2 separate regions of the Homo sapiens genome follow, and region 1 is linked to region 2. Evidence: read pairs that join two places in POLR2A ChIA-PET (ENCODE). Cell type or tissue: MCF 10A. All regions are shown on one strand.

Region 1 (8,000 bases), 240 kb before region 2:
TATCCATGCTTTTGTGGTATCAGTAGTTTGTTGTTTTTATTGTTGAGTATTCTGTTGTGTAAATATACCATAATTTATTGCCCATTCTTCTGTTTATGAACATTTTCATTATTTCCAGCTTGGGGATGTTATTAATTAAGGCGCTGTGAACATTGTTGTATATACCTTTTGGTGAACATATGAACTCTTTTCTAGTGGGTATATACCTAGCAGTGAAATATCTGGGTCATAAGGTAGAACTATATTTAGCTTAATGGATATTGCCAAACAATTTTCCAAATCGGTCACACTGTTTTATACTACCATCCGCAATATATAAAGGTTCCAATTTCTCCACATCACTGCCAATGCTTACTCTTGTTAGTTTTGATTTTAGCCATTCTGATGAGTGTATGGTGGTTTCTCATTGTGGTTTCAATTCCTATTTCCTGATGAATAATAATATTGAAAACTTGATATATGCTTATTAGCTATTTAGACACTCTCTTTTATAAAGTGACTGTTTAAGGGTTTTGTGAACATCTTTATTGGGTTGTTTGTTGTCTTTTTCTTCTTACTTTTTGGCATTCTTTTACATACTGTATACAAGTCCTTTTGTCAGATATGGTTTGTGAAAACTTCTCCCATTTTGTCACTTACCTTCTCACTCTCTTCTGATAAGTAGTATCTTCTGATAAACTGAAGTTCTTAATTTTAATGAAATCCAATGTATCATTTTTTAAAGCTTGTGGTTAGCTCTTTTTGTATCCTGATTAAGAAATTCTGTGTATTCCAAGGTCCCTGTTCTGGCTTCTCTTGCTGCCTAACAACCAATTTCAAAACAGTGATTGAAAACAACAACAGTCATTTATTATCTCTCAGGGTTTCTGTGGGAAGGAATTTGGGAAGGGCTTAGCTCTATGCTTCTGGGGTCTCTCATGCAGTTGCAGTTGGATGATGGCTGGAGCTGGAACAGCAAGGAACTAGAGCAGCTAGGGGCTGGCCAGGCATTCATATCATCTTCTTTTTGTGTAGTCTTGGGACCTCTCCATGTGATCCCTCCAGATAGGCTGACTTTGGGCTTCCTCACGTCATGGTGCCTCAGTTCAGCTGAACTGCTTACGTGACAGTTGAAGTCTAAAACAATGGCTATTCCTGTAATCCAGGTTGAAGCTGAATTGCCATTTATCACCTGCCGAGGAAGCCATGAAGCATATAAGCCTATCTAGATTCAAAGAGAGAAAAAGTAAACTTCTATTGATGGGGCAGTGGCAAAGCCATATTGTAGAAGAATATTTGGGATTTGGATTGGGATTACAATAGAATTTAGTGAGGATTGACGTCTTAACAATATTGTATGCTTTGATCCACAAACATGGTATATTCCTCCATTTATTTTGGTCTTTTAAACATTTTCCCTTCAGTGTTTTATAGTTTTCAATGTAGAGATCTTAAACATATTCTATTGTATTTATTCTTTAATATTTGATGATTTTATGTTGTATATAGTATTTTTACTTCATTTAAAATTATTTATTGCTAGTACATAGAAATTAATTGACCTTGTATTCTGCATCCTTGCTCAGGTCACTTATTAATCTTAATTATTTGTACATTCTGTTGAATTTTATACATATGCATCCCCTTTTCAGACCTGAAGTACAAGTTGACATGCATGAGTCCAGACCAATTTTCAGTTTCTAGCAGACATGCACCAAATAACATTTTCATTCTACTGAGGTAGCACATTCCCCATCTGGTTCTCTATTCTTGTGACCCACAGAGTCACCTGCAAAACTGCAATTGATAGAGTGTCCTGCTATTAGGAATCTTCCTGTCTCCACCCTTGCCTGTAGTGTTTAGCTTGTAAAGTTAAAGTTACACCTCCCAAGATACAGTACAAATTGCTGGTTCTCCTTCTTCCTACCCCTCCCCCACGTATACACACACTTCCTGGCCAGTTATTTCCTGGGAGGTGCTATCTCCAAATAGATGTAGTACTGGCATCCTCAAAAAGCAGGACTTCCATGGCACATGGGTGCCCGCTTAGTGTTCTGGTTGGTACAGACCGTGAATCTCTGTGTCTCTAAGAAAATAGGGGCAGCTGGCTTCCCACTGACTTCTATTACATGAGGCATAATTTGGATGGGTTTGTATCAATCCTATGTTTCTTGCCTTGTAATTAAGAACAATGCTTCCAAGAATCTGGGTAAGACTTTGATTGGGTCAAGTTTCTGGTGCTTGTTTTGAGTTCTTGTCTTTCTCTTTGTTTTCAAAGATATCACAGGAAAGTTGGGAGAGGCTGCCTGAGACATTTCTAGCCAAATGACATTTAAAGCCAGAAGTTATTTCTTTGTGGCCACCTATTTTTATATATGTGTTTAGATCTGTCATTAGGGGAAGAGGCAAAATGCCAGAAATCTGCCAAATAGGATTGTTTTTGGTTGACCAGAATGACATAAAGAAATAGAATCCATACACTAGAAAATGTTATTATCTTGTCACTTATAATGACATATTTATACAAGACCTGTTTTTCTGTATATATCAGACATCATTGCATTGATTTCAGCATGAAGGGATCCCCTTTCCTGCCTCTCCTCCACTCCCCCTCTTGCCAGGTCATCTTTTCTGACCATAGGACACTGTGCTAGCATCTTCCTCATCAGCTGAGACCTCCTAGAGTGCAGATCTTTTCGTAGTATGTTCTTTGCAAAGTGAACACTCCAGTCTCAGCTGCTCATTTCTCAACCTGTTTCCTGAGTTTATTCTTGTAAAACTATTTGATCAGGCAGTTAAATCTGGAAAAACACAAGAGAAAAGGGTGATATGGTAGGACCACGAGAGGTGGAAGGTGAACACTTGATTAAGAAATCTAATCCATAGTGTGTGAGGCCGACTCCTTGTTGTCTTCTTACCTTTTTAAAAAAAAAAACAACAACCTGTTTTTCAAAAGTGATGCTGTCATATCCTGAGAGTGACGCTGTAGGAAAAAAAAAATTTAAAAATAAAAACAAAACAAAACAAAGCTAAGCTTTCAGACTTGCAGGGCTAACATAGACTAGTTCCCAAAGACATGTGGGGTAGTGGTGGTTTTATGACTTTGTTTTGGTCAAAGGTTCCAACAAAAGGGCTTGGGATTATTGGAAGATTTAAGGAGTTTCAAGGATTAGTTCACTCATTCATTGAATGAATATTGATTGAGAATCAAGCACCTTCTGGACTTTGTGCTAGGTATATACACTTCTAACAGAGGAAGGTAGACATGAAAACTAACAATTTTGGAAGTCCTTATGTAATTATACTTGTGCTATGGGCATAATAGTTATAAATTTAGATGAAAGAAAAGACCTTTTAAATCTGGCTTGAAAAATTAAATCTGGCTTGAGAAGCCCAGGCTGTTGATGTTCATCCATTGATCCCTGCTATTCCTGGGTGATGTCATCCAGGAAAATGAGATAGAGCCCTATTCCTCAGACTGGGTGGCTCCCACAGGGGCTGGCCTCTGTGGAGGAGCCCCTCCTTCTATGCTTGACTATGGCAAGCCCCCATTGAGGGACCCAAGTTCACAGGCTTAGTGTCTGGACTTCACAGCACCTTAGCAGCTCTCCATCAGAGGCCTTATCACTGCTGGGAAGATGGTGCTGTGTGGTTGAGCTCACAAAATCAGCGACTTTCTTCTCTAAGCCCAATCCCCATGGTTCCAATGCCCAGCTTGATTCCCACTTCCACCTAGGAGGCACACAGCCTCCACATCCTTCTGGGGATCCTTCCACTGACCACCCCAAGATGCCTGCAAGGCCAAGAGAATCCAGTGAGAGGTATATTGGGGTGGACGGGCATCCATACCTGCATTGTGGGATCAGACAAAACACGCTGAGATGGGGACAAAGGAAGTGCTATGAGTGCCACTGAGAGGTCTATAGGGCAGTATCAGAGTCCATGGGTGGCCCTGACCATGTTTGAGGAATCAAGGGGGCCCCTGAAAAGGTGAGGTTTTGGCTGAGCCCTTAAAGGCAACTAGGAGTTAACAGGAGTCATTTAAACTTGGAAGCATGGAAGGTTGTTTGTGTGTGTGTGTGTGCGTGCTTCTGAGAATATGAGAATGCAGTAAGTGTGGGAATAATTCTAATAGAATTAGAAGGAGGGCATTTTGATTGGGAGCATAGCTGGTGAGTAGGGTTGCCTCAACCAAGTCTCATGTCTAGATATCTCTTATCTTCCTGGGACTTCCAGAGACATACCCGAGGGCACAGTACTGGTTCTGACTGCCCAGCTGAATTCTGCAAGAGCCAGGGAACTCAGAGATGTCTCCCAAATTTTACATTGTTTATTATGATCTCCTGGGGTAAATCATTAAACATGTTCCAGGTTCTTCCTTATACTAACTACAAATTCCTTCAAATCATTCACACCACCATGCATGTGAGAACATGTTTGGTGTCAAGATTCCCGTACCTGAAAGCGGCAAGGGTAGAGCCCCGCCCACAGGATGCGTACTCGGCATTCCTCATTCTCTTAGTCACTAGGTTCTCTACCCAGCTCCTATGTAGCTTCTTTCAGCTGTAATGTTTTCAAACAGTTTTTAAAAACTTGTCCCTTTCTTCTCCTTTCCCCCAAGTTTTTAAAGTAATACATGGGCAAAGCCAGCTTTCTTTTCAGGATCAAAATACAGAACAAATGAAAAAATTTATGGTATTTAACCTTCCCAAGTTTGAGCCTTCACAAAGAACGCAGCCAAGTTTTATATTTGTAACAGCTCTTCTACGTACACTTTGCCTTCTCTAACTTGGTTCCAAGCTTTATCTTCATTCCCAATTATGCCAATTCCATTTTTATTTAAAAAGAAAAAGCCTTCCCAGTTGTTATTAGAAACTACTATTTAGCTTCCCCTCTCTGCTACCTAGCAAACCACAGAGAGGAGTGTCCTAGGATTAGCCAGTCCTATGTGATTCATGGGGCCGCTTAGTCCTTATATGAACCTGACCGCTAACATGTCTGTTTTATTGTGGCAATGACTCTCAACTGTTATCCTGTGTGAGAAATAGGAGATTCCCTTCTTTTTCAAGCAGTGGTACATAAAGTAGCAGTCTCATCAGTTGAGCTGGCAGGGGACATCCAAGAGATCCGTGAGCGCTCCGAGATCTGAATAATGAACATCACAACACAACTGGGTCTTTAATTCCTCTTTGCCAGGGGTCCTGGTTGTGGGGATGTCCTTCCCTGAAGAGCCGGTCCTACAAGACAGAAGTGATGACTTTTCTTTAGCTCATGGCAGGTGTGATGGGAAGAAGAAATGTCTGCTGGGCCCACTCTGTGCCAGGCCCTGGATCTCAAGTTCAGAAGGCCAGGGTTCAAATTCTCACCTTGACGTTTCCTGGCTGTGTGACCCTAGACAAGTCACCTAGTTTCCGTGAGTCTCAGTTTTCACATCTTTAAATTGGGGATAACATTAGTAGCTTCACCTCCTAGGGTTGGTGTAAGGATCAAACAGATAATTATTCAGAAGCCCTTTGTAAGTGGCACCATGAGAAGGAAAATTTGGTTATCTCATTCGGTGTGATCCAACAGTAATATCAGGGGATCTATCCTACCCAGGAGTCTCATCCAGGGGAATCCCAAAGTCCTGCCCAACTGGAGAAGCAGGTTACTCACCTGACTTGTGTCTGGCATCAGGAAGAGGCTGATGGCCAGATCTTTAGTGATATCTAAGTCAAGGACCAGGCGGGCACATTTTTCTCAGATCTGAGGTGCAGTTTCAGAGCATAGGTGAAGGCTGTGTCATGGGCAAGAACTGGATTATGCTGAGTTACTTACTACTATATTTGCAAACATACATTGTCAAGTTTATAAAAATGCTTGCAAGAAAACACACACACACACACACACACACACACACACACACACACTAGAGGTCCAGTTATCTAACAGTAAGAAATAAAATGGCAGGATAAAACACCTTTCAGATCAGCACAGAAGTCAAAGGATTGTTGTTAATTTAAAATACAAGCACACACAGTGGGAAAAAAGTTAAGTGAATTACATCTGAATAAGGTCAACTAGATTTAGGTTTTTAATTAAAACAAGAAAAAACGACAACATAAAGATCTCTTAAAATCAATGACGTTAACATTAAATAAAAAATCTTATGATGCTTACTTTCTCCTATTGCTGGTAAACAGAGAGAGAAAGTGAGAAATAGGAAGAGAGAGAGGACAAGAGGGAAGGGAAAATGTGATAGGAGAGCAAGGCCAAGTGGGGTGGCAAGGAGAGAGACGATACAGCCCAGGGAAAGGAAGCAACAAAAGGTTCTTTTTTTCTTTTTCTTTTCTTTTTTTTTTTCTTGAGACGGACTCTTGCTCTGTCACCAGACTAGAGTGCAGTGGCACCATCTCAGCTCACTACAACCTGTGCCTCCTGGATTCAAGGGATTCTCCTGCCTCAGCCTCCCGAGTAGCTGGGACTACAGGTGCCCACCACCACACCCAGCTAATTTTTGTATTTTTAGTAGAGACGGGGTTTCACCATGTTGGCCAGGATGTTCTTGATCTTTTGACCTCGTGATCCACCTGCCTCGGCCTCCCAAAGTGCTGACAGGTGTGAGCCACCGCGCCTGGCCAACGAAAGGTTCTAAAGTGAGCGTGAAGCCCAACAAACGGCTCCTGTCCCCTGAAGCATCAATCGTCAAATAAATTACTGACTTTAAGACTCTTGGTTTTCCAACAGTTTCTCAGAGCAATCACTTCTGCTCTCAACATCGCTCATCTACCTGTGGGGGAATAAACGCTTGTTCTCATCGGAATTCGGAAAACGTGATGTGTAAAGAAATGACATATGTTTAGGGGATTTTCTTTGTGTGATCTTGGCTATATCTTAAAATCTGTTGGTTCACAGTGGGTCCTCAAATAATGTTTTGTTCACTATCGTTTTGTTGTAATGTTGATGAGAAAAAAAAATCAATTCCTGGCTGGAGCCACTGTCTGAGTGGAGTCTGCATATTCTCCCTGTGTCCGTGTGGGCTTTCTCCAGGCTCTCCAGTTCCTTCCCACATCCCAGAGATGTGCATGTCAGGTTCCTTGTTGTGTCTACAGGGCCCCAGTGAGTGAGTGCGGGTGTGTGTATGAGCGCCCTACGGTGGGCCGGTGCCCTGTCCAGGGCTGGTTCCTGCCTGGTGCTCTGAGCTGCCAGGGTAGGTTCCAGCCACCCCTTCCGCTGAACTGGAATAAGTGGGTAAATAATAATCTTACTTGTTTTTATTCATCTTTCTTAAATGTCAGTATAGCTCACATTTATTTCAATGTTTAATACTAGAAGTGTTTTAGTCTTTATTCAGAAGTTTGGTGATGTTTTTGTAACCAGAAATATGCCGTAAGAACTTAACTCTTGTTTATGTCAATTAGCCTATGGTAAAACTGGTTTTGTTATACATTGCAATTTCCAAGAACCCATCAATGATGTTAAATGAGGATTTACTACACTTTTCCTTTCTGCATTCCTGCTGGTGGCCAGTAGAAACTCAAGATAAAAAGAAGTGGGAAGGCCCTGCCATGGTGCTCGTGATTCCACTCCTTGTGTCAGACCTTTGGAGATTCAACTCTGCATAGCACCCCCAAAAGGGCAGACTGAGTATATGACTCAAAGTTCTCCAGAGAAACAAGAACAATAGGGGCTATGAAGATACAGAGAAAGAGATTTATTAGGAGGGCTTGGCTCACACCATTACTGAAGCTAAGAAGTCCCAAATCTGCCATCCCAGCTAAGCCAGTGATGTAGTTCCAGTCCAAGCCTTAAGGGCTGAGAACGAGGGGAGCCAAGGTTGTAAGTCCCAGTCTCAGTTCAAAGATTCAAGAAGTGAGGGCCAATGGTGTAAGCCCCCGTTCATGTCTGAGGACCCAAGAACCAGGAATGCTGATGTCCAAGACCAGGAGAAGGTGGATGTCTCAGCTCAATCAGAAGAAATTTGCCCTTCCTCCACCTTTTAATTCTATTCAGGCCCTGCTTGGGTAGGGTGATACCCACTT
Region 2 (8,000 bases):
GCATCCCTGGAGGGAATCTTCTCCAACTGCCCTTTGCCCCATTGAAAATTCAGATGAGAAGAGGAGGCACAACGTGTCCTAGCTGCACACCTCCTGAGGTGAAGAAGAGAGACAGAATTATGGAGAGTGAGATGCTGAGGCCTCTGTACCACACCTGTCTCCCTAGGTGCAGGGCAGATGACCAGGGGCCTCATGCAAGGGACACTGGGCGCCACGAGAATCACGAACACAAACCATTAGCCCATAATCTACCTTTACCTTATTAAAATGATTCCCCCACTCCTACATTTCACGTTGTTTTCCTCCCTCCAGGAAGACTATCAACCCCAAATGATTACGCTTCCCTCCCTTCACACTCCCACCCCACCCATCCCACACTTGGTGCTGCTATGAATACCCCCATTAAAGCTCATTCCTCTGAACTCAGGCTCTGCCCTCTGTTAACAGGTGGCTTTTCTGCAGAAAGAAGTACCCATGGGCCAGGGGCGGTGTTCACACCTGTAATCCCAGCACTTTGGGAGGCTGAGGCGGGTGGATCACCTGAGGTCAGGAGTTCGAGACCAGCCTGACCAATATGGCAAAACCCCGTCTCTACTGAAAATACAAAAAAGTATCCCAGCATGGTGGTGGGTGCCTGTAATCCCAGCTACTGGGGAGGCTGAGGCAGGAAAATCACTTGAACCCAGGAGGCAGGGTTGCAGTGAGCCAAGATCGTGCCACTGCACTACAGCCTGGGCAACAAAGAGCAAAACTCGGCCTCAAAAAAAAAAAAAAAAAAAAAACCCAGGAAGCTGATCCTGTCAAACTAGGCAGAAGGCAAATAGAAACTGTCCCCAGCTCTGGGTGTGGGGCCCTCAGCTGGCAGGACTAGGGGGTCAGTGATGGGTGACCTCACAAGCTAAATCACCTGGGTCAGGGCTGAGTGACCTTGATAAAAGGTACTATGATAGCTCACTTCAGCCTTGAACTCCCAGGTTCAAGCAATCCTCCCACCTCAGCACCAACCCCTGACGGCCAGGTAGCTGGGACTACATGCACATGCCACCATGTTTGGCTAATTTTTATCATAAAGATAACACTTTTTCTTAAAAAAAATGTTCTTTTTGAGACAAAGTCTCACTCTGTTGTCCAGGCTGGAGTGCAGTGGCGCAATCTCAGCTCACTGCAACCTCTGCCTCCTGGGTTCAAGTGATTCTCATGCCTCAGCCTCTCAAGTAGCTGAGATTACACGTGCATACCACCTCGCCTGGCTAATTTTTGCGTTTTTAGCAGAGATGGGGTTTCACCATCTTGGCCAGGCTGGGCTCAAACATCTGACCTCAAGTGATCTCCCCACCTCGGCCTCCCAAAGTGCTGGGATTACAGGCATGAGCCACTGCCCCCAGCCTCTTTTTCTTAAATTATATTATCCATAAATTCAGTGCAATCCCAATCAAAATCACAATTTTTATAAAACTTCATGAACATAAAGCATTAGCCCAGAATCTACCCCATGGGACCCAGGGACTTCAGCCATCAGCACAGGGGGCTCTTTTTCCCATAATGTTCACATTTATCAAAGTAATGCAGTCGTTAAGAAAATAAGGCAAAATATTTTAAAAGTAGAAAGAGGAACACAGTTTCACCCACTTCCACCTTCAAAACAACTTTGCAAACGTGGCAGTGTATCTCCCTTCAAATGTTTATAAAATCTGCAAGTTTGCTCTAACATAGAACAATGCCATCAAATATATTTGGTGGTCCTAAAAGTCACACCGTGAGGACAGGCACCCAGAGCACAGTTGCATTTAGAATAAACTCCAAGCTCCTTCACGCAGCCTGCAGGCCGGTATGGTCTGGCCCTGCCTCTGTTCCCGGTCTCATCTCCCGACCCCACTGGCCTCTCTGCCCCTCAGGCAGACGGTTTTTTCAGTCCTGGAAGGCACCCAGCCCTGTCCATCTTGGTGACCCCAGGTGGGCCATTCTGCTCCTAATGTGCTTTGGGCGCCCCTGCAGCCTGGTTCACATCCTTTCACAATTCAAAGCTTGGTTCTGGGGCCTCTCCTGGCTTCCCCCATCCCCATCTCAGTTAAAGCCCCTCTGTTATTCTCTTTCACAGCCCTCTACCTTTTCTGAATAATACGTCCCCCAATTTATAATGATACACTTTGCTTATCTATTTGGCATCTGTGTCCCCCACTGGAGGGATATGGGCAGGGTGACATGTGTTTTGCTCCTCTCTGGTGCTCCCCTCCTTGGTGTTCTTTTGTTCACATCTCCCTGTTTCATCTGCTCCAGCCCAACTTGTTCCCAGTCCCATCAGCTTCCAACCTCATGGTTCAAATCCAATGTATAGTCTCTCTTTGCAACCCCCAAATAGTGTCTCCAGCTGTGAATTCTGTTTCTCTCCTCTAATAGGGGGCAGTCTCCTCCCTGCTTTTTTTTTTTTTTTTTTTTGCTTCAGCTGGGAGGTGAGCAGCCCCATCTGTTCCCACCCAGGCTGGCCCTAAGCAGCAGTCTCTACACTGCCGCCGAAGAAGTTCCTGCAGACTTCTCCCCGCCCCTAGAATCAAACACATCCACTAACATCAAGCTTGAGCCACAAAGTTCCAGAGGTACCTCTGGGTTGCTGGGAGGAGCAGCAGTAACTTAATGCTGGTGTCTGGGGTGCAGAGGAGAGAGGGCCCCACTCTGAGCTCACAGAGTGCTGGAGGTTCAGGCTGTGGAACACCGGAACACAGATGTTCCCCAGGAGCCTAGATGCCCACTCAAACCTTCTTAGGCACTTTTGAATCTTCTTTTTTTTTTTTCTTTTTGAGACGGAGTCTCGCTCTGTCAACCAGGCTGGAGTGCAGTGGCGCTATCTCGGATCACTGCAAGCTCCGCCTCCCAGGTTCACGCCATTCTCCTGCCTCTGCCTCCCGAGTAGATGGGACTACAGGCGCTCACCACCACGCCCGGCTATTTTTTGTATTTTTAGTAGACACAGAGTTTCACCGTGTTAGCCAGGATGGTCTCGATCTCCTGACCTCGTGATCCGCCCGCCTCGGCCTCCCAAAGTGCTGGGATTACAGGCGTGAGCCACCGCGCCCAGCCGGCACTTTTGAATCTTTACAGGTCCCACCATCTTGGGTGAGGCAAAGTACAGTTTACCTTCATTATTCACAGTAGTTATGTTCTATAAAGCTGGCTGGAGGCCAAGGGCAGTGGCTCACGCCTATAATAGCAGTACTTTGGAAGGCTGAAGTGGAAGGATCATTTGAGGCCGGGAATTTGAAAGCAGCCTGGGCAACATATTGAGACCGCATCTACACAAAAGAAAATTTGTTTTAATTGGGCAGGCATAGTGGCCCATGCCAGTAGTCACAGCTGCTCAGGAAGCTGAAGCAGGAGGATCTCTTGAGCCCAGGAGTTCAAGGTTACCGTGAGCTATGATCACACCACTGCACTCTAGCCTGGGCAACAGAACAAGACTGTCTCTAAAAAAAACAAAAGCTCAACCAAGAGCGTCTCTGATATTTAAATAACGATTGTAGAGAACTTTATAGTTCTTAACACATTTGCATGCATGTGTGTGTGTGTGTGTACACATATATGGCTAAATTAACAGCAGATCCTCAAGACTAACCACAGTAAACAAATTGCCATGATGCCTTTTCCATGAGAACTGCTTTGTACACCCTGGCAATCCATCAGAACAGAAGCCAAAGCCCCAGTGTGCCCTTTTGTACTCTGTACTCCAGCTCACCTGCTGCTTCCCAGCTCACCTGTTTTCCCAAAGTTACAGACAGAGGACAGACAACATTGTTAAACTCTAGAGTGATTCCCATGGGCAGGGCAGGGCAGCGGGAGTGAGTAGGAGGGTGTTTTCTTCAAGTTGAAGGAGAGGAAAGAAAAAATATCCAGCTGTAGCAATCAGATTGTCGGCACCAAAGACAGAGTGACTCAGGGCAGGTCCTTGGCAAGCAGGCACTGAGCCAGGCTGGGCCCACACCCTGGAGAATGAGAATAGCATTCTGTGATCAAAGTGGGAAGGAATGCATCCATTCCGGAAACCAGGTGAGGCAGGGTTGTCATTAAGACAATCTGGGCAGAGCTGTGATTACAGAGGGAGCAAGCTGACGGGATGAAAACGGAAATCCACAGCGCCTGCTCCCTGCTGAGCAGCCCAGCTTGCCCATGCTGCCCTTTGGTCCAGCTAATGTCTCTGGGCAGTGATAAGGCCTTAAGTATCTGTGGATAAAGCACCTGATAGTTAACTAAAAATAATAATAATTTCAAAGTTTTGTTGAGTGAGCTTTAGTATTATATGAACTATCAGTCCTCATTCTTTTTCTCATTAATTAGGATGGATGTTCTAACAAGAGAAATTTTATATAACTAAAGAAGACACTTTTTTTTTTTTTTGAGATGGAGCCTATGTCACCCAGGCTGGAGGGCAATGGCGCGATCTTGGCTCACTGCAACCTCTGCCTCCCGGGTTCAAGCGATTCTCCTGGCTCAGCCTCCCAAGTAGCTGGGACTACAGGCATGCGCCACCACACCTAGCTAATTTTTTTTATTTTTTATTTTTTATTTTTTGAGACCGAGTCTCGCTCTGTCGCCCAGGCTAGAGTGCAGTGGCGCGATCTCGGCTCACTGCAAGCTCCGCCTCCCGGGTTCACGCCATTCTCCTGCCTCAGCCTCCCGAGTAGCTGGGACTACAGGCGCCTGCCACCACACCCAGCTAATTTTTTTGTATTTTTAGTAGAGATGGGTTTCACCGTGTTAGCCAGGATGGTCTCCATCTCCTGACCTCGTGATCCGCCCGCCTCGGCCTCCCAAAGTGGTGGGATTACAGGCGTGAGCCACCGTGCCCGGACTAATTTTTGTATTTTTAATAGAGACGGGGTTTCACCATGTTGGCCAGGCTGGTGTCAAACTCCTGACCTCAAATGATCCGACCACCTCGGCCTCCCAAAGTGCTGGGATTACAGCTGTGAGCAAGAAGACACATTTATTAAAGAAAACTTAGAAACCCCTGTAAACATTCAGAAGAAAATTATAGTCATTTCTAATCCAATCACTCCTATGTGATGACCCTTAACAGTTGTGCTGTGATTCTTCAGATTTTCTTCTAGGCATGTATATATAACATTTGTTTCTTATTTTAAAAATAAATCATGATGCATAAACTATTTTGTTACTTGAGTTTTTTCACTCAATCAAATGTAACATACTTCTTTCTTACCAAAAAAAATTCTCCTACAGTGTGGTTCTTTGTGTCTGTGGGGTACTTCATTGCACGGTCCTTTTGTTAGTTATTTAATCTGTTTCCTGTTCTTACACGTTTAGTTGCTTCCAAACGTGGAATATTATAAATGCTGTACTATACATCCTAGTTCACATATCTTTCCAAACATGTCTGCTTATCTCCCTCCTTCAAGATGAATTGTTGGGTCAAGGAGTTTTCATGTATTTGTGGCTTATGATATTCACTGCTAAATGACCTTGCTCTACAGGCTAGTCGTACCATTTACATCACCACCGTGTAAACGGTCCTTTTTCCTCTCATCCTCGCCTGCAAAAGGTTTTGCCCTGCTAGCCAACGAGTTGAACTGTGTGATAGGAAGAACCGTGATTTGTTTTCTTTTTGATTTCTTAAATGTTTAGTGAAACTGAATATGATTTCATACATGCATTAGTTTCCTCAGGCTGCTCTAACAAAGTGTGACAAGCTGCGTGGCCTAAAACAACAGATATTGATGGTCTCACCTCTGAAGATGGTAGGGAAGGATCTGCTCCCGCCTCTCTCCTGGCTGCAGGTAGCCTCAGCTGTCCCTTGGCTTGCAGGGCTGTCTTCTCTCTGTGCCTCTTCACGTGTCTTCCCTCTGTGCCTGTCTGCCTCTGTCCAAATGTCCCCACTCTATAAGGACACCCAGTCACAATGGATTAGAGACCACTCTATGACCTCAGTTTAACTAGAATATAAATTAATCCAAGTGTACAGGCCCTATTTCCAAATAAGATCACAGTCTGAAGTACTAGGGGTTGGGACTTCAACATATCTTTTTAGGAGGACAAAGCCTTCTCCAACGATATGCTTATTAGCCATTCCTATTTCTTTTTCCTTTGGTGAATTGCCCACTTCTCTTTTTTTTTTTTTTTTCTTTGAGACTGAGTCTTGCTCTGTCACCAGGCTGGAGTGCAGTGGCTCGATCTCTGTTCACTGCAACCCTGCAACCTCCACCTTCAGGTTCAAGCAATTCTCCTGCCTTGGCCTCTCAAGTAGCTGGGACTTCAGGCTCATGCCAGCACGCCCAGCTAATTTTTTTTTTTTTTTTTTTTTTTGTATTTTTAGTAGAGACGGGGTTTCACCATGTTAGCCAGGATGGTCTTGATCTCTTGACCTGGTGATCCGCCCGCCTCAGCCTCCCAAAGTGCTGGGATTACAGGTGTGAGCCACCTTGCCCGGCTAAATTGCCCACTTTTCTATTGAGTTTTTTGCCTTTTTCTTTAATTGGTAGAAACACTTTGTTATCATTCTTTTATCAGACACATATGTTACAAATGTTTTCCCAGTTTGTGAAGAACAAGGGTTTTTTAATTTTTGCATATCCATATTTTTCTGTTTTATTTCTCTCCTTTATGTCCTACTTAGAATCATCCTGCCTCAAGATTATAAGAACAGTTTTGCCTGTGTTTCCCCTAGCACTTTTTTGTTATGTTTCTAAATTTCAAATCTGGAGTTTATTTTGACATGAGACTTAGATCACTTTTTCCCCAAATGGCCAGCCAGTTGTTCTAATATGTTGATTGAGTGACTCCTCTTTTTCCTTGGTGATTTGAAGCCATCTTTATCTTTTATTAAATCCCTATATATATATTTGAATCTATTGTGAGCTCGTTATTCATTTGTAAATATTTTTCTCTATGTCTATTGCCATACTATACTTTATAATACATTTTAATATTTAAGGTAGATATTCTTTATCATATTCAAGGAAAACTTTCCATCCTTAATTTATTAGGTAATTTCGCCAAAACACATTTGTATCAAATGCCTTCTTACCATATCTGTAGATAATGACGTCATTTTTCTCATTTATTTATTCAACAAATATGTCTTGAACACCAACTATGTACCAGGCCCTACGCTGAGTACTAAATACAACAGTGAGCAAAATAGACATGGTCCCTGCCTTCATGATGCTTATTGCAATCTAGTGGAGGACACAGATGTTAGTCAAATAATCCCATAAAAAAGGTAAAAGTACGGCCGGGCGTGGTGGCTCACGCCTGTAATCCCAGCACTTTGGGAGGCCAAGGCGGGTAGATCACCTGAGGTCAGGAGTTCAAGACCAGCCTGACAACATGGAGAAACCCCGTCTTTACTAAAAATATAAAATCAGCCGGGCGTGGTGGCTCACACCTGTAATCCCAGCAGTTTGGGCAGCCAAGGCAGGCAGATCACTAAGTCAAGAGATCGAGACCATCCTGGCCAACATGGTGAAACCCTGTCTCTACTAAAAATACAAAAATTAGCTGGGCATGGTGGTGTGCGCCTGTAGTCCCAGCTACTCAGGAGTCTGAGGCAGGAGAATTGCTTGAACCCAGGAGGCAGAGGTTACAGTGAGCCGAGATCATAACACTGCAATCCAGCCTGGCGACAGAGCAAGACTCCATCTAAAATATATATATATATATATATATATATATATATATAAATCAGCTGGGCATGGTGGTGCATGCCTGTAATCCCAGCTACTCGAGAGGCTGAGGCAGAAGAATCGCTTGAACCCAGGAGGCAGAGGTTGCAGTGAGCCGAGATCGCACCATTGCACTCCAGCCCGGGCAACAAAAGGGAAACTCCATCTCAAAAAAATAAATAAATAAAAAATAAAAGTACACCACAACTGGTGCTGGGAAGAAAAGGATTACAATACTTAATCTGTGGTCCATGCACCAGCAGCCTGGGCTCCACCTGGGAGCTTGTTAGAAACACAGCATCTCCAGACCTTCTGAACCAGAATCTGCACCTT

What was found. Peaks named below come from ENCODE experiments on the same cell type or tissue, not always from the same donor. Only the 100,000 strongest peaks of a DNase experiment are listed, where the experiment ranks them.
Region 1: POLR2A ChIA-PET joins it to region 2 with 17 read pairs; 7 of 35 experiments call an interaction of 5 or more read pairs at or near these places.

What each region holds. Positions count from the first base shown.
Region 1 is chr2:70,566,696-70,574,695 of GRCh38, reverse strand. It overlaps LOC124907824 (a long non-coding RNA gene), which reads right to left. Exons shown (of 2, transcript XR_007086906.1): 2 at 4,290-5,216. Among named protein-coding and RNA genes, the nearest start is that of TGFA, 17 kb to the right of the region's middle. RefSeq lists an enhancer at 4,546-5,745. In MCF 10A, no CTCF peak of the experiment used is centred here; DNase peaks (open chromatin) are centred at 4,435 and 4,935.
Region 2 is chr2:70,325,124-70,333,123 of GRCh38, reverse strand. No RefSeq gene overlaps it. Among named protein-coding and RNA genes, the nearest start is that of FAM136A, 27 kb to the right of the region's middle. RefSeq lists a silencer at 3,013-3,307. In MCF 10A, no CTCF peak of the experiment used is centred here; DNase peaks (open chromatin) are centred at 3,173 and 3,983.